Linked DNA regions of Mus musculus: all the other regions are linked to region 1. The links are chromatin loops, found by intact Hi-C in ENCODE. Cell type or tissue: heart. All regions are shown on one strand. Region 1 has its middle 12 kb from the start of Tbx2. Region 2 overlaps Bcas3 (breast carcinoma amplified sequence 3). Region 3 overlaps Bcas3 (breast carcinoma amplified sequence 3). Region 4 overlaps Brip1 (BRCA1 interacting protein C-terminal helicase 1). Region 5 overlaps Bcas3 (breast carcinoma amplified sequence 3).

The links. Hi-C counts contacts between places; a loop is a spot of excess contacts. Peaks named below come from ENCODE experiments on the same cell type or tissue, not always from the same donor. Only the 100,000 strongest peaks of a DNase experiment are listed, where the experiment ranks them.
Region 2: it touches region 1 in a loop (6-fold over the local background); 13 of 42 quality-filtered maps call a loop at or near these places.
Region 3: it touches region 1 in a loop (6-fold over the local background); 17 of 42 quality-filtered maps call a loop at or near these places.
Region 4: it touches region 1 in a loop (7-fold over the local background); 33 of 42 quality-filtered maps call a loop at or near these places.
Region 5: it touches region 1 in a loop (6-fold over the local background); 15 of 42 quality-filtered maps call a loop at or near these places.

The regions. Positions count from the first base shown.
Region 1 is chr11:85,842,559-85,847,558 of GRCm38, forward strand. No RefSeq gene overlaps it. Among named protein-coding and RNA genes, the nearest start is that of Tbx2, 12 kb to the left of the region's middle. In heart, a CTCF peak has its summit at 2,243 (motif pointing right); DNase peaks (open chromatin) are centred at 983, 1,743, 2,243, 4,203 and 3 weaker places; H3K4me3 peaks cover 2,731 bases; H3K27ac peaks cover 2,072 bases; H3K27me3 peaks cover 2,729 bases.
Region 2 is chr11:85,466,802-85,471,801 of GRCm38, forward strand. Bcas3 (breast carcinoma amplified sequence 3) reads left to right here. Exons shown (of 24, transcript NM_001166643.1): 11 at 3,951-4,034. Among named protein-coding and RNA genes, the nearest start is that of Bcas3, 120 kb to the left of the region's middle. In heart, a CTCF peak has its summit at 2,893 (motif pointing right); no DNase peak of the experiment used is centred here.
Region 3 is chr11:85,516,226-85,521,225 of GRCm38, forward strand. All of the region lies in intron 15 of Bcas3 (breast carcinoma amplified sequence 3), which reads left to right. Among named protein-coding and RNA genes, the nearest start is that of Bcas3, 170 kb to the left of the region's middle. In heart, CTCF peaks have their summits at 1,983 (motif pointing right) and 4,275; a DNase peak (open chromatin) is centred at 4,146; H3K27me3 peaks cover 638 bases.
Region 4 is chr11:86,171,612-86,176,611 of GRCm38, forward strand. The region is part of intron 6 of Brip1 (BRCA1 interacting protein C-terminal helicase 1); the gene reads right to left. Among named protein-coding and RNA genes, the nearest start is that of Brip1, 27 kb to the right of the region's middle. In heart, a CTCF peak has its summit at 2,790; no DNase peak of the experiment used is centred here.
Region 5 is chr11:85,379,971-85,384,970 of GRCm38, forward strand. The region is part of intron 5 of Bcas3 (breast carcinoma amplified sequence 3); the gene reads left to right. Among named protein-coding and RNA genes, the nearest start is that of Bcas3, 29 kb to the left of the region's middle. In heart, CTCF peaks have their summits at 229 (motif pointing right) and 2,281 (motif pointing right); a DNase peak (open chromatin) is centred at 2,281.

The DNA of each region.
Region 1 (5,000 bases):
ATCCCTCCTTACAGCTTGTTTATCTTCGATCCCCTCCTTGCATCAACTTGCTGGCGACTTTCAAGGGAGTCCCACTGTGTCCCACTGGCCCCATTGGGCTGGTGCTTCCCTAAGACCCCCTCTGTTAAGGAGAGCTCCCATCCACGCCGCTCCAGAAGGCCACAGCTAGTAACCTCATCCAGCTGGCAGGTGCCTCCGGGAGCTGATTACATGTCTCTGGATTTGTGGTCGTTGAGCACCCCGTCTTCATCCCTTTAAGTCCAGGAGGTTTTGACGTCCAACCCCAAAAGATTGCCTTGTTAGACATTGTGAACCTCTGGGGCGTGTATGACTTTCCACTCGCCCGGGGACATCAGCAATGATTTGAAGGGCAGAGTGAAGATGTAGGTAGACTTGAAAGTTTCAGGAACTCCTAATGCTCCGAACACCTTCCTGGGCTGACACACTTACAAGGAAAAAACTTTGTCCAACTCCTCTGAGACAGGGCTGCCTCAAGTTTCCCTGGGTAGAGAGTGTGGAGTGTGCGCGCGCGTGCGTGTGCGTGCCTGTGTGTAGATGGTCTCATCCCAACCGTAGGTGAGCTATGGCTCCCCTGTTCTGCTCCGCCTGGACTGATTAGGCAATGTGGTTCACGAACCAAGCAGGAACAAGGAAAGTCCCTCCCTACTTCGCATAGAGTCTCTCCCTATCTCTACGTTTATTTGAGGTCACTTTGGGTTGAAACTCCCCGTAAAAAATAAAAATAAAAAATCCCAAAGCAACGTGTGCACTGGCATCTTGCTGCCTCTCGCTTTCAACCAGGAAAGAATGCCGAGAGTTTGGCTGTGGGGCCCCCTCGGCCTGCGGACACCAGGGGGCAGCACACGCGGTGGTGGGCAGGGCCGCAGCAACTCGGGTCTGGTGTTATTTCCGAGCCTGCAGCGCGGCTTGGAGAATCCTCCCGCTCCCCTGCTTTCGGCCGTACACACCCCCCTCCCGGGATTGCCACTACAGTGCTCCGCTGGGCCCCAGCTGCAAGGCCAAGTGCGGCTTGGGGAATCCTGCAGCTGACGGGCTGGGCCTTGTCCCAGACAAAGGCCTGGCCACTCCCAGGCCCAATTAAGCCACCAGCCTTCCCAGCCTTCCAGTCTTCATTGTCTCTGGGGGTCGCCAATTAGCTCAAGCGCCCGTGTACCCGCTGCCTTAACCCTTCAGGACCTGCCCAACCAGGGCCATTGGATGGCAAATCCGTCAGCAGAGAGGAGTGTGTGAGCGATGGGTATCGAGGGGCTTCTGAGGTCTGTTAAGTGGGTGACCAAGGGGCCTCTGAGGTCTGTTAAGTGGGTGACCAAGGGGCCTCTGAGGTCTGTTAAGTGGGTGACCAAGCGTGTCGCCAAGAGACTCAATGGGGAGTGTGGGGTCTTAGAGAACTGTGCTGGTTTAGGACTGGGTGTGATAACACCCGAGAACTCGAAGATTCAGCATTTGGAGCCTTCGTGAGACCCCTAGCAGCGCAACTGAATAGATTCCGAGATGTTGGACACTGCATTTTCCACGCGGTTAATCCGAGGCTTCCGAACCCTCGAGCCATTTCTTCCTTCCAAACTTCCCGCTGCGGTGCAGAGCTTCTGAGCCTCGGCAGAAGGCCCTGTCCTCCTGGAGGGCGTTGAACCGGGTTCAGCCTCCCCAGCCCACTGTGGATTCACTGACGCGGGGAGGAGCACGCCGCGGCGCGACAGCGATCCCGTCCCGCCTGAGCTCGGGCCCCGCCCCGCCTGGGCTCTGGCCCCGCCCCCCGCTTCTCTAGGTGAAGGCCGCCGCGGAGGGAACGGTTTGGGAGAGATCAGAATTGCAACTCTGAGCCCTCCTTCCTACCTTGGGAGCGACCCTAAATCCAACTTCGTTTCCTTTTCCCATTCTCCTTCCGCCTCTCCGCCCTTGACCGAGAAGTTTGGAACACTCTCCCGGTAGGCTGAGTCCAGCCAACGATCAAGAGTCAGCGGGGAGAACGACCCCGTGCGTTGGAGGGGGCTGGGCGCTCCGGGTGATCTCAGGGCATTGTGTCGCGTCCTCTGGAGAGCAGACAAGTTACCCACCAGGGAAAGTGTTGGTGCCCGGATGACTGTTTTCCCCTCCGAGTTTCTTTTAGGCTCCCTTGGGGTGCGTGTCTGTCCATCGGGTTTGATGGGCTAAGGACCCCGAACTCACTTGGCTGCTCCGGACTCGGGAGCCTTCCCAGGTCCCAGGCCTCAGGAACTCCCCACGTTCCCACGAGATGGCGCTCCAGGACAGGGCCCGGTCAAGCAGCCGGCCAGCACTCCCTGCCAGAGCCCAAGGTGCAGTGAGTCCAGAGAAATGGGCACGGAGAGGGATCTCAGATCCACTGTAGGTCCAGGCCCAGGGACTTGAGTGGGCTGCCGACTGCGGGCACCGACGAGGGAGCTCAAAACTTAATGTGGGTTTTTCTCTTGGAGCTGCCCTGCAGTGCCAGCTCCTAGAAGCTATGGTCTTCGATGTGCCTGGCTGGACTCAGATTCTTCTTGGGACAGGGAAGGCGCTTGCCTCTGGCTTTCCTGGCCTCTTGGAAACACAGTCAGGGCTGGGATCTATGAGCACTGGAAAACACGCCTCTGGCCCTTTTGGAGTGTGAAGCTCCACTGAACCATGCAAGCTTGGGTGTAAGTGTTGGCTAAGACATTCCTCAGCTCCTACCTCCACCTCCTCAGCTCCTCAAGGTCACACGAAGAGACTGTTAGGTATGCACCAGGGACCAGTGCACTTGAGGACCAAGGGTTAAATCTTACAAGACAACCAAAGGTCTTGAGGAGGCTTTGGGTCTTCAGTAGTTCCCGAAGATGCTAAGTAAGAAGGACTCAGAAGTGAGCCACCAGAGTTTGAGTCAGGTTTGAGTCGGATGCTCGTGGGTAAAGAGGGGAAACCTGATCACTAACAAATGGCACACTCAGAGTGGGGAAAATTTGGGGGAGCTAAGTACCAAAGATGCCAGCAGCTCGACAAACGGGCAGAATAAGTCTACATACGCTTTTTAAGAGCACACGGATAGAAACCTGCCCAGTTCCCATCAGTCTTGCATCTCTTCCTTAGCCAGCAACTTGTTGCCTCCCCCCAGCCAGAGTCTCGGCACCTTCAAGGCATACCAGAGGATAGGATGAGACCTTTGGTAATCTAACAGTCACTTGATGCCCATCTATTGCAAAGCAGATGTTCAGTAGGAAAACTGAATGAGAAGTTCAAAGCCAACCTTTGCCTCTAGCCATGAGATCCTGAACAGTACGACTCTCTTTTCTGAGCTCCAGGATCCCGGTTGGCAAAGTAAATGGTGTGGACCAAACCCAAAGTGATATGTGAGAGACTAGTTGAAACGTTCCCCTCCCCGACATCAAAGGCTCCTGAACAAGGACCTAACCCTTGAGGAACCTGGGCCTGAGACATAGGCAGAGCCACTCACAGACCTTGGGAACTTTGACTGTTGCTAAGCTTCTTGGACTGGGGTCAGGATTGGTGGCCTGGATGAATTCCCGATTAGGAAATAGCATTCCAGGTTCTGAAACCCTCGGGGAACCAGCTGGCTCCAGCTGCCTCCAGTCCCTGTGGGATGTGGCTGTCACAGTTCAACCTTCCCACCAAGCACAGTTGGGAGGGGGCACATCCTATGGGTTGTGAGGTGACTCTGGCCTCCAGCACCATGGGGTTGCTGACAGACTGAATGCAGGTTCTCCCCAAGGAGAGAAAACGGTACCAGTGGAGGGTCTTCTGAGGCCCCTTCCTAAAGGGTATCCCCTAGATCTGGGCTATTTACATGGGCTCAATCCTTCCCTGAACTGAAGGCTTGATGGTATTCAGAGTACTTTCTCATGAGGGCTCGCTCTCAGTGAAGGCTAAGTCAGGGGCAGTATAGTGACCATGAACCGCGGAGGATGACATTGGGGTTCAGAGAAATGAAGGGTTCCAGGATTTCCAGTAAATAAAGGAAAAGGCTCTTTCACAATTCAGTGAGCAGGGCCCTTGGCAGCAGCAGCTAATGAGGTGATGGTGGGTATAAGTCAGGCTCCCAGCTGGGAAGGGACAAAAGGGCTGGGTGCATGACCTCTGCTGACTGCCGGATGCTGAGCCCTGGTGTCCTGGCCAGGGTCTGGCTGTGGGAGAAGTAGCCTGATTTAGAGACAAGCCCAGGAGACCAAGATGGCTGCTGGCTTCACATCAGTCTAGCAGGGGAACGTAGCCACGGCCCGTCTTCACTCTTGTTTTTATTTCTTGAGAACAGGATGTCCTCTGGCTCCATGGCAGCTGCTCCTCAGCTTGACAAGAGGAGCTGTGGGCCACCACCCCATGCCAAACACATTTCCTTCTCATTCTTGGAATGGGAACTTCCGTTCCAGAGAGAAAAACCAAGGCTTAGACCTGTTCCGGTTGAAGAGAGGTCACAGAATCTTCCCAAGCCAGTGTTCTTTCCCAGAGCCTCGAGGGTTCCTGCTCTGTGGTCTCTGGACATGAGAGATGCCATTGGGTAATTTTTATCTAGTCGCAGAGCACATGCACAGTCCTTCCTTCTTGTCCCCACCCAGGGTCTTCCTCCCTTCTCAGAGCAGCTGTGTCTGCCCTTAGGCTTTCTGGGTTTGCCCATAAGATTGCTGGTCGCATCACTGATATCCTGTGCAATAGACACCTCTTAGGTCATCCCTCACCCATCCCCCACACCACCACAGTCACCTGTGCACACAGGCGCGTGGAGAGACCGCATGCACACCAATAGCCATAAGTATATATCTGTACAGGTGCCCCTTCCCGCTGGACCACGTGCAAACACAGTCTTGTTTGCATACACTTAGGCATAGAGGAAGCAGAGACAGGAAAGGACAGGGTTTGAGGTTAGTTGTGTGTGGTGCCTCATGCCAGTAATCCCAGCATTTAGGAGGCTGAGGCAGGAGGACTGCCAATAGATGAAAGCCTGGTTACTCGGTGACATTCCTGGTTATACTGGTTACACAGTGACATTCCTA
Region 2 (5,000 bases), 380 kb before region 1:
GAAAAATCCTATTTTCTTCCTTTGTTGTTGTGACAGGGTCTTTTCAGCTCAGGCTGAACTTGATGTCCTGAAGTAATGGGATTAGCAGCATGTGTCACCACATGGTAGTTGTCCTTAAATAAAGGCTTCGTAGAGCCTTTGTTGTTCTAATCTGGCTTCTTCACGGAACTTTTGCCCAGAGATTATTCGGTATTAATTAAAGCATTGAGATAGATTATCTTAGCAATGCTTACTAAAAGACACCAGTTTCCAGGAATAATTGTGAAGCCTTTTATCTTGACTAGATTGGAGTCATATGATACGGGAAAATTTTATTGCCCCTATACGGTCAACAACTAGATTCTATATTTGTTTTAATAATTAAAGCACACACAAGGCCTTGTAGGACACACACACACACACACGCATATATATATATATATGTGCGTGTGTATTTATATGTATTTACAGAGATATAAATATATATATTTACTATTTATATATATTAACTTGGTTTGTCATAATATTAAAGGTTGCCACACATATTTTTAATATCTTTATATATAGTCCAGTGCAAATCATAAATTTTGAATTACAAAATAAGGTATATTCTTCTTATACCATTTAGGACTCTACCTGTAAATGTAGAATAAAGTCTAAGAAGTCCTGTTGGTTTTGAGGATTAGCATTCTTGTTTCATTTTTCTTGGTTACATGGTTATTGTGTCTTGAGATTATTATGAAATAATACAAAACAGTTCTTGACAAAATCAGGATGTGGTGCAGTAAGTAAGCACTTGGTAAAGCCACAGAACTCAAATCAACTGGCCTCCGGAATGCACAGAATCAAGAATGGGCTCACAAATACCATTTTTCTAGATGAAGTCCTTAATTCCTTTTCCAAAAGCCTGTCTGCAAAAATTAAGATATTTTGCATGTTACTGAGTGCTCTATTTATACTCCTTCTCTTCTGGTCTCTTTATTTTCCCATAAAAATAGCTCTTTTCAAACGATTCTTTTCAAATAATGCAAGAGTCTTACAGTTAAATAGGGTGACATAGTGGTGTCTCCTAGTGTTTATATTCGTCATGCATTTCCCTTGAGTGCTGGAGACATGCATGAAGAAAGTGTGTAAACTGTCCCTTGGCACGTGTGGGAAGCTGCACATTTGCAGTTGGAGCTACAATTAGTTACATACTGTTTTTGTGGAGAAGCAACTCCCTTGGTAGTTGCAGGGCTTTGCAGACACACACTTGAATGTTTCCTGTCACATAATGTGAAGCAGTGTATGTATGTGCATGCTGGACAGAAAAGCTGCACAGTACAGTTACTTACATGGAGTTTTGGGCACTTGGGCCATGAGGCCTACTTTGACATTGCAAATTTGAACTAAATTTTAGAAGAACATTTTTACTCCGTGTGTTTGAGTGTATGTGTGTGTGGTTGATGTTAGGTGCCATCTTCTCTTATTCTTTTTTGAGACAAAGGTTTCACTGAACCTGAAGGTAGGCTGGTGGCCAGCATGCTTCCTGTCTTGGCTCCTCACAATCTGTGTGGCCCTGCTGGGCACTTTTGTGCTTCCCTGAAGATCCTAATTCACGTGTGCATAGTTGCAAATGCTCTTACCCACAGAACCATTTTCCTGGATCTTCTTTCTCCTTGCACTTATTAAAGGTTTTATTTTACTGTTTTTATTTGTTTGTGAGTTGCTTGTGTGTTGTGTGTATCTGTCTGTGTGTGGGTATGTGCATATCTGCAAGTGCCCTAGGAGGCCAGAGCTGTCACATCTTCCTGGAGCAATCACAGGAAGCTGGGAGTTAATTGGTAGGCTCCATCTCTCCCTCCAGTCTCTGTCTGGTTCTTTTTAGAAAGTCAGCTTTGTTCTGTGCTCCAGTGTGTGTCTTTATAGAACTCTTCAATGGAAACATCTAATATATACATACGTGCTACTTACATATAGAAAATGGGAACGTGTACATATTTGTTCATCTATATATGCACATTCTCATGATATAAATATAAAGTGTTTGTGTTCATACTGGCCCCAAGTTCCCCACTTCATCTTTCCTTTCCTTTGCATGGGAGACTTGGATGTCGGCATCTTTTATTCAGTTCCTGTATTTCAAAAGTGGTACAGAACTGCTCACCTGTTCCACCTCAACAGGCGTGCCTACTGCCACTACTGCCTGAAACTGCAGGTGCACAGTTCAGCTGTCCTCATAGGGTACAATTTGTTATGGTGTGTGTGTGTGTGTGTGTATTTGCATGTATACATGTACATAAGCATGTATGGAGCAGAGAACAATCTAGAGGAGTCATCTTTTTCCCTTTACCATGTAGTTTCTGAACATTGAACTCAGGTGTGGCAGCAAATGCCCTCATCTGCTGAGCTGTGTCACCATCTCCTCGTCTTATTTATTTATTTTTTGGTCATCTTTTTCTTCTGGTCTTCCTCCACTTTACTTGGACTATGATTTAATGTGTATAATTCCTTATATATTCATATTTTCTATACCAATATATATAATATGTTCATGTAGCTATTTATTTTCCTTTTACAAACATAAAATAGTTTATTTGCTCATTAATGGCCATGTTTCTTAAGATTATTTTATGTCCACCTATGTGCTAATTTAGTTTAAAAAATGATGTGAATATAAATTTTTGTATACTGTGTTTCTGACTATATTGGTTATTTTTCCATTTGACTTTAAATATTTTAAGTCTACTTTTAATATGAGATCATTTATTTTTACTTTTTATGTATTTTTTTTTAATATATGTATTTGCTTTGCTCTTGTTCCAATGGTGAGCTGGTTTAGTGGGCAAGGATGTTTGCTGTCCAAGAGTACTCTGATACCTTGTTGCAGGGAGCAGGTTTCAATCTTTGCAATCCTGCCTTTCTCTTTTTAAGCAGCAGGAGGCAGCAGAGGAATAATTTTCATAATTTTTGAATGTGGATCTGTGGTTGAATGAAGAAGCCATTCTTTCTATTAGCTAAAATAGTCACTTGCCACATTGTAATTTGTGACAGATATGTTTACTGATCAGATACCTTGCAATCTACTCATCGTGACTCAATAATAGCTTATCTTCATGTACCAGGTGTTCTAGTCTGTTATATTCATATTAATGTGAGGAATAAAAGGATTATATGTAAATCTGATACAGGTCATATAAGGCTGGTATTTTTTCTTGAATTAATTTCATAGGACTTGAAAATAACTATCACAATATCATATTGTCCTAATTCTCTGATGTTGACCCAACTTTAAAAATGTTCACCTGAATCTTAATTATCATCATTTTTGGCAAATACAAGCGTGTTGTTGCCAGTGAAGAGTTAGAACCCGAGTTTCTGCTGAGCACCTGAGAATTAAAATTGCGATTAACATTGATAATTGGAAGCTCAATCTGTTCGTGATGCAGTGGCCTCTCAGACATGGACAGTTTGTGTGCGTGTGTGGGCTTGGTTTCTGCACATTCTGTCCACTTTCCCACAGACACAATTGGATATGCAAATATCCTAAAATATTTGCTTGTTGTTTTAGGTTTCTTTTTATAATTTTTGTAAGGAATTAAGAGGAGAAAACATCCAATTTGCTAGTATGTCAAATATTTAATGTTAGGAAGTTATATGTAAGTCCTTTGATTATGTTTTTTTAATTTATTTATGGAAAGGCTGCCAGACCCTGAATCCTACCATTTCAGAGTTTATGAATTCTTAAAGCCTGTTCATCATGTAATTAAAACCACAGTTGAGCATGAAACTGCCTTAGTGGCACCAGAAGATTATATAAAAAGGGGTAAATGTGTCTCAGCAGGGCTTTCAGCTGTTTTGTCTGCAATACACTCAATGCAAACATTCCCACCCAGCGTCCTTATTATGCATGGTAAATAGCTGCTGTCTAATAGCACGCAGAGTTAAACAGCTTAATAGAAAATGACTCTGTTCTCCCCTCCTCATCACAGCTGATTCGCTGTCACCAGTCCCGTGGAGGAGCCTGTGGAGACAACATTCAGTCTTACACTGCCACTGTCCTTAGTGCTGCTAAAGTGAGTACCTCACAAGTTTCTACAAGTTGTGATCATGTGCAACAATTACCAGGTTCCACTGCTGAATTGTGATGAGATCTGCTCTCATTCACAAGTGTCGAATACATGTGGGAAGTCAGAATGTTTTGCCAACTGTGAGAATTAATCTTTTGAGGTTAATAGTTTTATTGTCAAGATTGTATGGTTTGTACTTACTCCATTAAAAAGTTAGGTGTATTGCAACTGGATTCAAGTCTGGTAACTAATTAATCCCACATTGCAACAGACTGTACATGGTTGAGCTAGACACTTGGGTTCTTCTGTGATGTGCATTGGCCACTACACTGACAGCCTCACGGACATCCCTGTGCATCTTTGACTAGTTTTGAATTTCTTGGCTCCAAAAATTCCTCATGAAAACTTGAGTTGGTCCCCTGACACATTCAAAGATTCTTTCATATCTAGAGGCTGGCCCCCTTGATGTTTGCCCAGTGAATTCTCTCTGTGCTTGTGAGGGTTAATTTTGATGGTGCCCGTGAAACTTTGAGCTGATTATAAGGTTTCTTACAACCACCATTCTTTTGAATTGTGAAGTCTACAACAGAGCAATTCTAATAATAGGGATGACAGAGTGAATCTGAATGACAGCATGTAATCAAAAGCACAACTGCTCGGGGGACAACAGTCTAAGTCGACCACAGAGAAGGAATCAAAGGTCACACTGTTTCATGTTAAATACAAAAATACTTCAAGATTGTCACAAATGCTTGCATGATGTGCATTAGAATATGTCCCTGGGCTCGATGAGAACCGTTACATACTTTCCAGTCCAAAGCAGAGTAAGGAAATGTCTTTACACTTACAGCACTGTATGTTTATATTTCTACTTTTCTTATATAGAAAGACAGTAATTAGGCAGACTCATGAGTGTCCCTCCGTCCCCCTGCATTTAACAAAGGGATACTGTTTTGAATGTTGAATTATTGA
Region 3 (5,000 bases), 330 kb before region 1:
ACCACACTGGCCCTGCTTACTTTTCCTGTTTCTTTATCTTGTGAAGTAGGTTTTCCTTTTAGGTTTAAGAATATAGTGTCTGCCCTGTCCTGAGATTTTTAAGGACTCACTGACCTCCCTTTGCCTCTCTTGTCCCTCCCTCTTTTTCCCTCCGTTCTTCCTAGGTCTCATTGGATAACCCAGACTGGCCTCACTAGTAGTTATGTGTAACTATGTGACCCCTTACGTAGCCAAGGCTACCCTTTATCACTGATTCTCCCTTCCTGCCTCCACCTCCCAAGGTTTGAGTATGTCCCCTAACCCAGCTTCTTTCTGGCTTGGTCTGGAGAAGGAGTTGTGCCAGGCCTGCAGCATCTGACAACTGAATTCCAGACCCTGCTCCCTCCCAACCTGAGGTTTGAGGACTTTGAAGGAGGCCTCTCATTTCTTGGACCCAGAGCTGCTATATTTCAGCAAATGGCTTACAAGTCCAGCAGTCTTTCTGTCTTTTTAGCATCTGTGTGTACGGCACTCCCGTCTTACCACTTGGAGACTGTTTACAGCCTTCATTTGATGGTTTATTGTAGTTATTTACTTTGGTCGATAGGGAGTTTTCTTGATATAGACCGCATCCTATTGTAAATATGCAGCAGCCACCCAGCTCCTCACATAGCTTCACCTCCTTGGGAGTCAGCAGCACCAGAGTGCCATGTCCTGACTGTTCCTTCTAGTCACTGTTTACTTGTGGAGTGGAGTTTCCATAAGTGTTTTAATTTTTGCCAAGAAAAATCAATCATGTGCGCTGAAGTTCTGCTTTAAATTCCATGCCTCATCTGACACAGAGTATATAAATGGTGCAGACACGCCATGTGGGAGAGCCCTCCTTGGGTCGCTTAGCACCTGGAGTTTGCTCTCTCCTTGTAGCCTGTTGCCTGAGGTCAGTGAAGCCTTGCTTCTAATCTGTTGTAAAAACCTAATGTTTTCCTGGTTCCCGAGGCATCCTCTGAAAACGTTGGCATAACTCTATGCTCATTTTGACATTTACTATACACCAACACCACCCACATTTTCAATATTTTCATGTCATTTTCTGTAATTGTGCAGAGATAGAGGATGAGTTCTTTATGCAAATGTTTGGGAAAGGGTAGCCTCACACAGCAAGATGTCTAATTTAAAAACCACATAAGAAGCCAAGATATGACACAAGTCTGTGATTAAGTACTCTGGATGCTGAGGCAGGAGGATTGTCATGAATTTGGGACCAGCCTAATGCTGATAGGTGATATCCCATCTCAAATTATCCTTTTTAAGTCACTAATTGAAAAAAACTATTAAAGAAAGATAGCACCTCTAGTAGTTCATAATCTTTATAGCAGTGTGTAGTTCACAGAAGTATTAAGAGGGACATAGAGTGCATAAGGATATGGCTCAGTGTGTAGTTTTGCTACACACATGGACGTTTATCTTGCAGGAGCCGCCTCTAGTTCCAGCACTTGGGAGGAGTAGTCACGAAGATCCCCGGAGCAAGCTGACTGGGTAGCCAGTCTTGGGCCTGCAAAGCTCTGGGGTCTGTGAGAGACTCTTTGAGCAGGGAAGCACTAGAACAAGAAACATGTCGTGGAATGTCTGTGTGCACACACATACACAGGCACTACTCACACCAGCCAAATGGAGGCATACGTAGTCCCATGTGTGAGAGAAGTAAAGTAAGCTATGAGAACCCTCAGGAGCCTGTTAGTGTACAGTGCTGTCTAAAAATGTTTTAAACATAAAATTAAACCCAATTTAACTACTGTAATCTTTTATGTTGTTTAGATAAACTCCTTTAAAATAAATGCAACAAGAAAATATAAAATAAATATAAATTTAATGTAATTATCACTTGATGCAAATACAATCTTTCAATTTGCTTTTTTTGCTTATGAATACAAATTTGCATTTGCAAATCATGAACAGTTTGGGTTTAGCATTTAATGGTTAATGAAACATGCTACCTCTAGAGGGCAGTGTGCTCTCAGCTTTTCTGTTCCTGTCATCAGGGCTTGAACCTGGGTATCTTGGGAGCAGATACCACCATGGCATCTCTTCGTTTTCTTGTGTTTTCTGTGTTTTCTTCTCCAAATTCTTCACAAGGATGTGGACTCTGTATTATCACCAACTTACAGCTCTTTTGAGTACTTTGTACAGATGTTCATTTCCTGTGTGTGACTCTTGACGACTGCTGTGAATGGAAACATTTTAGTTGTGTTATTTCCTAAGTGCTGTCAGTGTGCTCCCAGCCCTCCTGTCCCGGAGCATGTGTGTCCTGCTTTTTTGTAAACCAGCAGTTGTCTGGATGCCATGATTCAGGCACTGTTAGTGCTGTCAGCTCATCTCTCTGTTCTTACCACTGATTGGCCCTGTCCTTCCTTCCCTTATCTAGTCCCCAGTAGCCTCTGCTTTCCACTTCTTGTTTCTTCTCCACTGTTTTCCTGTATGCCCCTTTCTAAAGCTGCTGTGAGATGAATCTTGGCTCTCCTGTCTGGGCCTGGAGCTCCTGTTTGTGCTTTGTGTTTTTGTATTTGTGAGAGATTCCCCATTGCCACCATCCCATGTCCTACTGCATTCTTGTCCCCACAGTGTGTTCTAACAGAGACTTTTCTTTGAACATTTCTCTTACTATCATGTCTTTTCTTATGTTATTTTCTATTGTTTAATGTTTTTACAGGTTTTTGTCTTTTTTTTAAGCTATTATCTCCATTGTTTAATTTTCTTCTTTGTCTGACTGACATTGTAGTTCTGACTGGCATTGTAGTTCTGACTGGCATTGTAGTTTTGACTGGCATTGTAGTTCTGACTGACATTGTAGTTCTGACTGGCATTGTAGTTCTGACTGGCATTGTAGTTCTGACTGACATTGTGCTCACACTGGATAGATTTTGAAGTACTGACACCTAGACTCATTGCTGTGATGAAGCCAAAATATCCTTGACCACTACATGAAAATGACTGTTTCAGTCTTTAGTTTTATTACTTACTAATTTGCTTTTATTTCATTATTTAATTTTTTAAAATTGTTGAGCCTTCTCTCCAGCCCCTCCAACTCTGTCGTTATGAGCACTGTCTGATCTTCCAGAGTACCTATGTTCAACTCCTGTTACCTACATGTTGACTCACAATTGTCTGTAAGTTCAGTTCCCAGGAATTTAATGTCATTGCAGGTGGTATACACACACACACACACACACTCACTCATGCATGTAAACACTCATACCTGTGAAGTAAAAGTCAATACAGAATGATTGATTATCTTCCCTGTGAAGGGATCAGTCTATCTTCCATTTCAGGCATAAAAACAGGATTAAGACTACAAACTCTGAGCTGGGCGGTGGTGGAGCACGCCTTTAATCCCAGCACTTGGGAGGCAGAGGCAGGCGGATTTCTGAGTTCAAGGCCAGCCTGGTCTACAGAGTGAGTTCCAGGACCCCCAGGGCTACACAGAGAAACCCTGCCTCAAAAAGAAGAAAAAAAAAAAGACTACAAACACTGAAGTTGGTTTTGATAATTTTGGAAGGTAAAATATTTTAGTGTTAAGAGTTAAAAAAGATCTAGAAAACTGCGAAAACTTACTTTTCTCTGAGTGAGGGATCCTGTTCTTATTCTTTCCTTTTCTGTGAGTAAGTACTCTGTCCTAGTTCTGTTGCTCTAGAGAGATTTCTGTGAATTACAGAGGAAGACATTTTAGTTGTTTCCGAGAAAGACAAAATGTTAGGTAGATAACTCATCCCAGAGGGGACCAGGAAGGTGTCCCCTTTGTACTCCAGAGAAAGACATTTGGAAGCAATGTTTTCAGTATTTGGTCTTGAAGAAAGTACAGAAGGCAATGAGAGTCAGTAACCCTCTCAGGACAGATGCCTCTTAGAGCTGTTAATTACTAAAACACCCAAGTGACAAGTTGGAGCTGAGTGGAACAGGCAGACTAGTATTGCGGTTTGACTATCTGAAGAGGAATTGTAAATCTGGTGTTGGTAATGTTAGCTTACAAAATGGTTAAAATATGAAGAAAGACGAGAAAAAGAAGAGTGGGTTCACACTGTGTCAGGGTTATGTGCACGTGGGAGGTGGGAGGGGTCCCCGTGCTCCACGGTGGATGGCGTGGGAGCTGGGAGGCGACGAGGAAAGGGAAGGGATTTCCGGTTCATTGGAAGAGCTGCTCACTTGGGCTCAAGTGTTTGTGCAGGTGAGAATTTCTCAAGCCACAATGAGGCACCAGAGAGAAGTATTTCAGAGTGGACAGAGGAGTCCTGAGGGCATGGCTCCTCCTGGTGACTGCAGAAGAGACCAGCTTTTCATGTTCAGTGTCAAGGTCTATCCTGGGTAGCAAACGATTTATCGCTTTTCATTCTAGCATTGACACGGCACGGGATGAAACAGCTTCACCTTTTATAAAAGTCATAGATGTGGAAAAAAGATCAGGTGTCTGTCGTATAGATAGATGAATAGGACATTCCTGCAGTCACCCAGGCCCTCACAGTCGAGGGTCCCAGGAGGCTAGGGCTTTCTCCCTTGCAGGTGTGCTGCGTCCAAGGCTGTTGTCGAAGAACCCCATGCTTCTAGTGCTCAAGGACATTCTACAGCACAGAGGTTAATTCATAAATGCACCTTTGCAAACTTGGAGCTAGCCATCTAGATCTTGATTTCATTCTAATATTTGTAAAATGTGCTAAATTTATACCATTTATTTATTTATTTGCTTACAGTTTTATTTCAGGATTTGTTGGTTATTTAGGGAGCTATAATTGAGCATCAGTTTCCTGTTTGTTTTCCTTAACTGGTGTGTGTAAGCACCTGTTTTCAAGCTGGGAATGAAAATGCATTCGAGTACAAAGGGTTTCTCTTCCTCATCAGGAACTGCTGATGTGGCCTTCTACACCACGCTCCAGCCTCTCTGTGCCCTTGAGATCTGGTGCTCGTTCCCAGCTGAAGGAAATGCATCTTTGACACTTCTCATGACCTGAGTCATGATGCTGAAATAGAGCCAG
Region 4 (5,000 bases), 330 kb after region 1:
GAAAAGAGGTAGCATAGCTGAAGAGATATAGCACGAGGTGTGTCATGCTCCCTCCTACACTGTGCCCTGCAAACACTGAATCCATCTGTGGCCCTGTTTTGTTTCCTTGTCTTTCATGGCCTTTATTAACTCACACACATTCACTTGCCTTCTGGTTCACTGAAGCAGTAAGTCAGATAAGATTGTCCATATGTCTGTCAAAGTCACTGGCCATAAAGAGGGCACGCTCAACCAAGGTGACTGATATTGTCATCGTCATGTACGTTAGGACTTTAGGACGGCCGGCCTAAGCATCTCAGTCATAAGCTCATTCTTATAAGTGGTATATAACCATAAAGTTTCCACACAAAACGGAATAAAAAGGCCTTTTGGATGTTATAGTCAAAGTACCTTAGTTCTTCAGCAAAGATCAGCCTTTCCTGATCGAGAGAGATTCCCTCCTGATCCTGGACCTTGGCCTTTCGTCTTTCCCTAAGTTTTTGCAAAAGTTTGCATCTTGAGCTAGAGAGGTAGCACAACCATGAGCACTGCTTCCTGCTCTTCCACAGGACACAAGTCTGATCACTAATACTCAGGCTGCACTGTTCACAACTGCCTGTAACTCAGCTCCAGGCCTCCACAGGCACATGCTTACACATGGCACACATTCACACAAACATACAAATAAATTAGAAAAAACTAAATCTTAAGAAAAAAATCTACCTTAACACCTTAATTAAAAGGTGACACACACCTTTTAATCCAAACATTCAAAAGGCAGAGTCAGGCAGATCTCTGAAATAACTTCTGGCTTCAGTAACTAAAACTGAAATAAAATGGAACAAGAATTGGCAATTTTCTCTTAAGGGCAAAGAAAGGAGACTTTAGTTTTCATGGGATGTAGAGCCTACTCAACTCCTTTTATTCTATATTGGTCTGTTAAAAAAAAAGTTCAATTTCAAAAAGTATTTCTCATTATTTCCAGTAAATACTGAAAGTCTATAAATACAAACATTCTTGAAGAAATTAACAGACTTTAAGTTCTAACAGAGAGTTTGGGAAAAGGAAAGTTCATAAAACTAATAACTGAAGAGAAAAGCAAAATAAGCATATTCCAAAAAAAGATGACTATCAGAACAGACAAGTAAAAGGCTTGGAAATCACTGGCTTAGGAGTGAAAACGAGCAAAGGACACATCTAGAGAAGGGCCTCTTGGTTCTATTTGAAGCGATGTTGGGCTCTTTGGTTTTTACTATATACATATATATTGGGAGAGTCTAGAAACCAATTCAAATGTATATAACAACTTAAAATAGCAAAAAATTTAAAGAGAGATTATTCTTTAAATGATCCTGGGAAAACCAGATTTCTACTTTAAAAAACATATAGTTAGAGCCTATCCTCACACATTAAATACTAAGAGCCAGTTGGGCTTCTGCGGGCACCACGCACACCGGCAGTACAGAGTAATACACGTAGACAAAGCAACCACACACATAAGACAAAATAGTAAAAAAAAAAAAAAAAAAAAAAAAAAAAAAGTTATTCTCTAGCTGCCACACCTATACTGTGATCTCTAACCCACAGACTGACAACTAAAGACCAGCTGGTTCTATTCTGCTGTCTTCTTTTTTATTCTACATAGAATCTCACCAGACTGGCTTCAAACTAGCTATGAAGCCCCCGGGTTGGCCTTCAATTCATAATCCTCCTGCTTCAGCTTCCTGAGTGGTGAGATTATAGGCCTGAACTACCCTAGCTAAAGATATTTTAATGGCTAGTCAGTGGTTGCTCATGCACTTGGGAGGCAGAGGCAGGTGGATCTCTGAGTTCAAGTTCAAATGTGTCCTTTTATTACCAGGTAACATCAAAAGCTACAAATAATAGAGAATCATGTGTTGTTGTTGTTTTTAACTTAGGTCTTTTTTTTTTCATTCACTTTATTCGAGAACCATCTGAGTTTAAGTACAGGCTGTGCTAGAAGCTGGGCATAAAAAAATGTGGACAACAGATATTGTACTTGTTCTTATGAACAACCTGCCAACAAGGCAAACAAGGCACTTAAACATGCCCACCATAGGGAGCTTGCAAAAACACTATAAAGAAAATGCACAGGATGCTGGGAAACTAAACAAGAAACGATCATGAAGCAACACTTACAGAGTCTTGCACACAGGTAAGACCTGTGACAGCACAAATATGACCTGTGACAGCACAGATATGAACTGACTTTTATCCCAGCTCCGCAGGAGTTTCACCATTCTAATCTGGCTTCTCTACTCAACAAACTTATGAGATGAACCAGTTACTTAAGATTGTACCCCAATTTCCTCTTGTAGAACTAAGGGAAGCCATACCTTTCCCATAAGACTGATAAAATAACTTAATCAAATACTTTTGTTTGATTTTGAAACTAAGCACAAAGATAAATTAATATAATCAGTAAAAATTCACTCAAATAAATCTGTATTTTCTAAGTGAATTAACATTTCTAAACAACTTAGAGACGTGTCCTCATACATAATAAACATCATCATATAAATAAGCACTAGCATGCATATACAGTTATACTACAGCTAACTAACTAATCATTTTAAATAAAATTAAAATTAAAAAAAGACTTATAAACACTTTCAGGGAAAACTCGTTAGTTTTCTCATAAGATTCTAGAATACCTTTAAGTAGAACAAGACATAGGACATGGGGAGAGAAGGGAAGGACAAGAGTACAGGAAACTCAAAGTGGGGGGGGGAGCCCAGGGGCTCCATGCATCAGCTTTTGACAAAGGTCAACAGCGCACTCTGCTGGACCTAAGTCTTTCCTACACTGAACAAAAATGTTGCTACTGCTTGTTACACTAACTCAAATAGAATTACTGTTATTAATGTATTTGATTCTAACATTTGTTTAACAAATAAAAACACTGGAATCAGTATACAACATGTCTGTACTAATACTTTACTCATTATAAAGATTTACTTAAAATGTAAATCAATTCCTAAGAAAATGATCATAAATGCTGGAACAAAGCAGTATTAAATTAACATTATATTCCCCAAAACAGTGTTTCTCTTGTCAAGGTTCTGATCATGTGAAGAATGAAACCTCACTAGATCGCTAATATATAAATTATCATATAAGAAAGGAATCTAAAAGCCAAGTGTGGTGGTACACACCTGTAATACCTGCACTCAGGAGCAGGAGGCAAGGGAAGTTCAAGGTCACTGTTAAGTTACATAAGCAGCTGAGGGCCAGCCTAAGAAAAAGGAAAGGAAAGGAAAGGAAAAGGAAAAGGAAAAGGAAAAGGAAAAGGAAAAGGAAAAGGAAAAGGAAAAGGAAAGGGAAAGGGAAAGGGAAAGGGAAAGGGAAAGGGAAAGGGAAAGGGAAAGGGAAAGGGAAAAGGAAAGGGGAAAGGAAAGGGGAAAGGAAAGAGGAAAGGAAAGAGGAAAGGAAAGAGGAAAGGAAAAAGGAAAGGAAAAGGGAAAGGAAAAAGGAAAGGAAAAGGGAAAGGAAAAAGGAAAGGAAAGGGAAAGGGAAAGGAAAAAGGAAAGGGAAAGGGAAAGGAAAAGGGAAAGGAAAAAGGAAAGGAAAAGGGAAAGGAAAAAGGAAAGGAAAATTAAAAAGATATGAGCTGAAGAGATGGCCCAGCAGTTAAAAGTACATGGTTCTTTTCCAGAGAATCCAAATTAGATTCCTAGCACCCTCATGGCAGCTCTCAGCTGACTCTATCACTAGTTTAAGATGATTCTCTTTTCACACCCCTATGGGTGAAGCACACACATGGTGCACATATATAGATGAAGACAAAACACCCACATACATACAATAATCAACAACAACAGAAAAAGAACTTGGAGCCCCCTGCCACTCTCTGTTCTTTCTTTCCTTCAACAAATCTACAATTAGGGCTGGAGAGATAGATGGCTTAGAGGTTTTGAGGACTTCTTGTTCTTACAGAGGACCTGACTTCAGTTCCTCACCCCTATGTGGGGCACCTCACAACCTCCTGTAACTCCAACCCTAGGGCATCTTATACCCTCTTCTGAATTCCACAGGGACCAGCACACATTGCACGTACACACAGAGACACATACATACATACATACATACATACATACATACATACATACAAACAAAATAAATAGTAAATCTTTAAAAAATAAATCTATGTTTACTCTGCTTCATGAAAAAGTAAATCTACAATGTTCAGTGAACCAGATGTAGGTAACAAACTATTATTTAAATTCATCATGGTATTGACTCTATTTTCTGTGTTTTCTCTCTTCTTCCTGTCTCCCTGTGAACCTCTGTTGAAGATTTCTGTAAGACTCCCTCATTCCTTTCCCATATCACTTTTTCTGTACTGTTCAATAAACACAGCCTTGGGCTTATCCCCAGCACCACATAAACTAGGCTTACTGACACATGTGTGTAATTGCAGCATTTCCCGGGAAGGATCAAAGTTCAAGGTCATTCTTGGCTACAGTGAAGCTAAAGGCTAAGCGGGAGCTCACTAATAGAACATCTGGCACCGAATCAAACAGTAGAGTACTGAATATACAGTACTAAATATAAAGCACTGAATATATGATAAAATACTCATCTCCAGCACATAAAATAGGTGGTATAAATTAAAATATGCAAAATGAGAGCTGGAGAGATGGCATGTTTGCTGCTCTTACAGGGGATCTGATTTCAGTTTCCAGAATTCACATTGAATGGCTCAAATTTGCCTATATTTTGTGCTCTCTTCTGTCTTCTATAGGCTCCTGAACACAATCAGCATACATATATATATACATAAATAAAAATTAAACAAAAAAAAAGATGAGGGCTGGTGAGATGGCTCAATAGTTAAAAGTCTCATGCAGTAACAAGCCTGACAACCTAAGATTGAGCCCCTGAATCCATATAAAAATAGAAGTAGTGAACTGAGCCCATAATCCTGTCCTCTAATGCCAGACATGTTCTGTATTATGTGCATGTCCAATGTCATACATGTATGCAATAATAACTGACAA
Region 5 (5,000 bases), 460 kb before region 1:
AGACTTGTATCTCTGCTGCTGCACAGCATCTGACTTTATTTGTGGGTTTTAGAAGTATCTGTGCTAGGTAGGAGAGGAAGCATTTCCATATTTCTGCTGTTATAAAAAGGGTGTGAAGAGATAGTGAATATGTTGTAGGTATCTTATAATACTTTCAGTGTTTTTTTTTAAAGATTTATTTATTGTTATATCTAAGTACACTGTAGCTGTCTTCAGACACACCAGCAGAGGGCGTCAGATCCCATTATGGATGTTGTGAGCCACCATGTGGTTGCTGGGATATGAACTCAGGACCTTTGGAAGAGCAGTCAGTGCTCTGTAACTGCTGAGCCATCTTTCCAGCCTCCTTGTTTCTTTTTCTTATTGGGAACTTATTGGTAGACAGGACCACATGTAGCTCAGGCTGCTTTTATTTCTGTGGATTGCCTTGAACTGAGATTGCAGGTCTGACCACTATGCAGTGTTGGGAATGCCACTAGGGCTTTTGCATGCTAGGCCAACATTCTACCAACTGAACTATACCTCAGTTCCCATTTGTGTTCTTGGATTTGAACCCAGGACCTGGTGGATGCCTTGCATATCATGGAGGGACATTTCTAGCCCTTGTTTTATTTTGTCTAAGGCAGAGAACTCCCTTATGTCTATTGAAACATATTTGCAGTTAAAAGTTAATTGTGGGAATGGGAATTTGTGGATCAGATGTAAGCTCTCAGCTTTTGCTCCAGCACATGCCTGCCTACCTGCTTCAATGCTCTCTGCTCTGATTTTCAAGGGATCACCAATGGAACTGTAAAATCAAAATTAAATGTTTTTTTTTTTAAATATGTTGCCATGGTCATGGTATTTTGCCACAGCAGTAGAAAAGTAACTAAGACCCTGTTATTAGTAGAGTATGATTTTGTAGTGTCAAAAGTAAAAAATAAGAAAAATAAAATCATTCTAGCTGAGCCACATGGCTCAGACCTATAATCTCAGCATTGAGGGGCTGAGGAAGGAGGAGTGCTGCAAGTTCCAGGCTGTCTTAGATTACAGGTGAGACTATGCCTCAATAAACTAAACCAATGTGTCTACCCTAATAGCTCAATGTGTTGTGTAGTCTGTCAACAGTTTTCATTGTCCAAACGTTTGTTTGGGGGTTTGTTGTAAGAGGATTATGAAAACCCTGAGATTTAGAAGTCAGTTTCTCCAATTTCTTGGCTAGCTTGGTGCTGTGTGATATGAGTTGGCATGATAATAATGATAATAGCAATAATAATACCAAAAATAATGTGTACATGCAAGTGCATGTATGTGTGTATTTGTTATGTTAAGTATGCATATATGGGTACATGTTAGTATGTTTGTGTGTACATGAGTGTGCATGTGAGTGAGTGAGTGTGCAAGTGCTCGTACCCACGTGTGCATTCAGAAGCCAGAGCAGGACTTTTGGTGTTAGCTAGGATATCTCACTAACTGGAACTGTACATTTTGGAGTAGTCTTGTTGTTCAGTGAGCTCTCGGCCTACAATACAGTCACACATCATACCTGGTTTTTCCGGTGAGTACAGGGGATTTGAACTCGGGTCTTCATGCTTGTAGAGCCAGTGTTCCTGTGCACTCTGGGCCATCTCCTTAGTCTTTGCATCACTTTTGAAGAAATAAAATTTGAGCATCTGTGATCCCAGCTACTCAGGAAGCCAGGACTGGAAGGGTCAGAGTTTGAGAGTTTTGTTCTTTTTTTTTTTTAAAACCTATGTAGGGTTGGATGTATGTTATACACAGGTGATCCCAACTTATGGTGGTGTGGCAGAGGATTGTGAGTTTAAGACTGGCCATCGTTAGATTGTCAAGCCTGTTAAAATACAAACAAACAAACCAAAACAAGAAAGCCAGCAAGAGGCTAGACAGATGGCTCTGTGGTTAAGACCACTGGTTGCTTTTCCAGAGGACTGGGGTTAAATTCCTAGCACTCACATGGCAGCTCACAACTGTCTGCATTTATAGGGGATCTGACATCTTCACACAGACATACATGCAGGTAAAACACCAATGCACATAGCACAAAAATAAATAAATAAATCATTATAAAAATAAAACCTTCTGGGTTTACAAATGTTATTGAATTTTTTTTGTTTTGTTTTGTTTTGTTTTTTTTTTTTTGTTTTTTTTGTTTGAGCCAGAGTTTCCATCTAACCCATACTACTCTCAAAGTTTTGGTAGTTGTCCTGCATAGCCTTCCAAGAGCTGGGGTTATGGGTGTGTGCCACTGTGCCTGGTTCTGTTTGCGTGTGCTTCGGATGTTGGACACTAGGTGTCACTGCCACACCGATCTACAGAAAGCATGACCTGAAGCTTAATGTGAAGCTTTGCATACCAAAACCTGCAGAGCAAACACATGAGGGCATATTTGAGGTAGAAAGCAATTAGTCCATTATTTATTAGAAGCTATATGCCAGTAGACCTTGCCGCATTGAGATTGTTAGCCAGGAAACATTTTTATAGGTTTCATTTGGGAGTAATATTAAGTTGGTGATTTGAGTGCATTGGTAAGCAGAGGTTTGGAGTCCATTCAGGCTGCATATGCTGTTGTTGAGCACAGGCCTTGTGTTTGTTCTCTGCTTTCCTTACAGGAAGGAGAAGTGATGGGCAGGTCTGTGCTGGGTGTCAGATAGAATAGCAGCATAGACGAAGGAACATGTTGAATCTGCCCAGATTATTGAACTGAAAGTTTTTCTATATTTTTCTTTTATTTTTTTGAGTCAGACTTTTCCTCTAACCCATACTGGTCTCAAACTTTTGGCAGTCATCCTGTGTAGCCTCCCAAGAGCTGGGGTTATAGGCATGTGTCACTGTGTCTGACTCTATAATACATTCTTAAAATTTTTATTAGTTTCTTTTATTGACATTAATATAAACATACAAAGTAATGAATGTCATTTCTGGCATCTTTAGACTTGTGTCCTTGCTCTCATTCCTTCCTTCCCCTGTAGTATGACTCCTAAGGCCGTCTTTTAGACAAGCCCAAGTGTGTTCTAATAGCATTATGCAAATTTTGCTAATTTGTAGGCTGATTGTTACTTCATAATTGAAGTTTATCCTAAGTTGGGATCTTTCTTAAATGAGAGCCCCCCCCCTTTTTTTTTTTGCTTTCTAGGAATATGTATGTATAGTTGGTTTTTGTTTGTTTGTATGTGGATGTGTGGTGCATGTTCTTGAATGTGCATGAGTGTGTGTTTCCATTAGGAGAAAAAAGGCATGGGCTCTTTTTCTCAGTTGTTTCTCTGTCTTAATTGCCCTGAGATGGGGTCTCTTTTTGAACCAGAAGCTGTGGTTTCAGCTCTACTGTCTGGCCAGGGAGGTCTTCACAGCTGCCTGTTTCTGCCTCTCACTGTTGGGCAGAAGTAAATACTTCTTGAAAAAGTAGACTGGAGGAGAAGGACGGAGTTGCTGTATGTCCCATGGGTACATGTGACTCCTGTTTACCAACAGTCTAAAGCAGAGTGATGTGGTTGGAGTCTCTGAACCTGAGTTCACATGTTATTGCCACCCACAGTCAGGGTTCATTTCAGTGCTGTATGAGGGGCTTTGACAGATGTGCCATGACACGAGTCACTGAGCATTGTTCACTCATGTCCCCACACCTTGAATAGAGGCCATCATTTTTCTCATTACTTGATATTGTATTTGGCAAATGTCATTTGCCATACTTGGAGTGGCCATTTCAGATTGGTTTCTGTTATATTGAATATGCATATAAGCGTCCTCTTGTTTCTTTCATGAATTGATAGTTTATAGACGTCATATACCATTGTAAATATAGTTTATAATACCACAAGCTATATAAAGCTCATGTTTATAGCTTGACTTTTTCCTGTGTATGTGTGATTGTGCATGTATGCACACAGACAAGTAAGTGGAACAAACACACTGGATGGCATTTAAGGATCCTTTTCTTTCTCATGTAGTTCCCTCCCCCATGGGTAAAACAGTCATTGTCCTGACCACAGATTAGCTTGGCAGTTTTAAACAATTTAAATTTATGCACTATGGAGTCTTCCTTGTCTTGTCTGTATTCTTTTGCTCAGTGTATATTTTAGATTCAACCCATTCAAGCTGTAGTACAAAGAATGAATTAGAGGCAATGAAGTTTGTGTGCTTGAGTGACTGTGAAGTGTTTATGACAGCTGCTTAGGCCAACACCCTCTGTAATGGTGTTACATTGACTTCTGAGCACCTTCCAGTCTGCCTCCTGGCACACATGTCAGGCTGTCTGAGTGCTTTTGCATTAACATCTACCCCAAGGAAGATCTTTTGACTACAGAAGTGTTAGTTGCAAATGGAAGATACCATTAGAGCAGCTTCAAAGGCCCGATACTTAGATTGGTGTGTGCTGAAGTCATGGCTGGGGCTGTGAGGTCTGGATCAGCCGTGCGTGCTTAGCCAAGGGCCACATGCCGCTCTGCTTTCCTCCTCTGGAAAAGCAGGCTGGAGGGGCAGGGTCGGAGCTGCCTCAGTGCTTTCTCAGTGTGTGTGAAAATTTGGAAGTATGAAAGTATGAGTAACCGTTCCATTCATTATTTATGTTCTGTGGTTTTCATACTGTTCCTGAGACTCACTGCCTTCTTGCTTCAAGTTTTGTGTTTTGTTGTTAGTGTCAAGACCAAAATACAGACTGACTGGCTTGCTGTCTCCTTCATGTGGTCAGCAAATATCTGTTCTTTAAGTTGTAAGTTCTCACAAATACACATTTTAGGTGGTTTTTGCGGTTTGTGTTTTCTTTCTTGCTGGCATAGAATCTGCTGTGGAGACACTGACACTCTGGCATCAGCCAAATCATTTGTGGTTGGGCAGCAGAAATAAAATAGAAAATGTATTCTCCTCTTGTCCCCTATTGTAGGAGCTTGAAGGACTGCCCTTGCCTGCAGGGATGCATTCCTCAACCGTGCTGTCTTAAGGCTCTGAAATCGTCAGGCAGAGCTGTAACGTGGAACACTGGCCACACCTGGTTAGAGCAGAAAGCC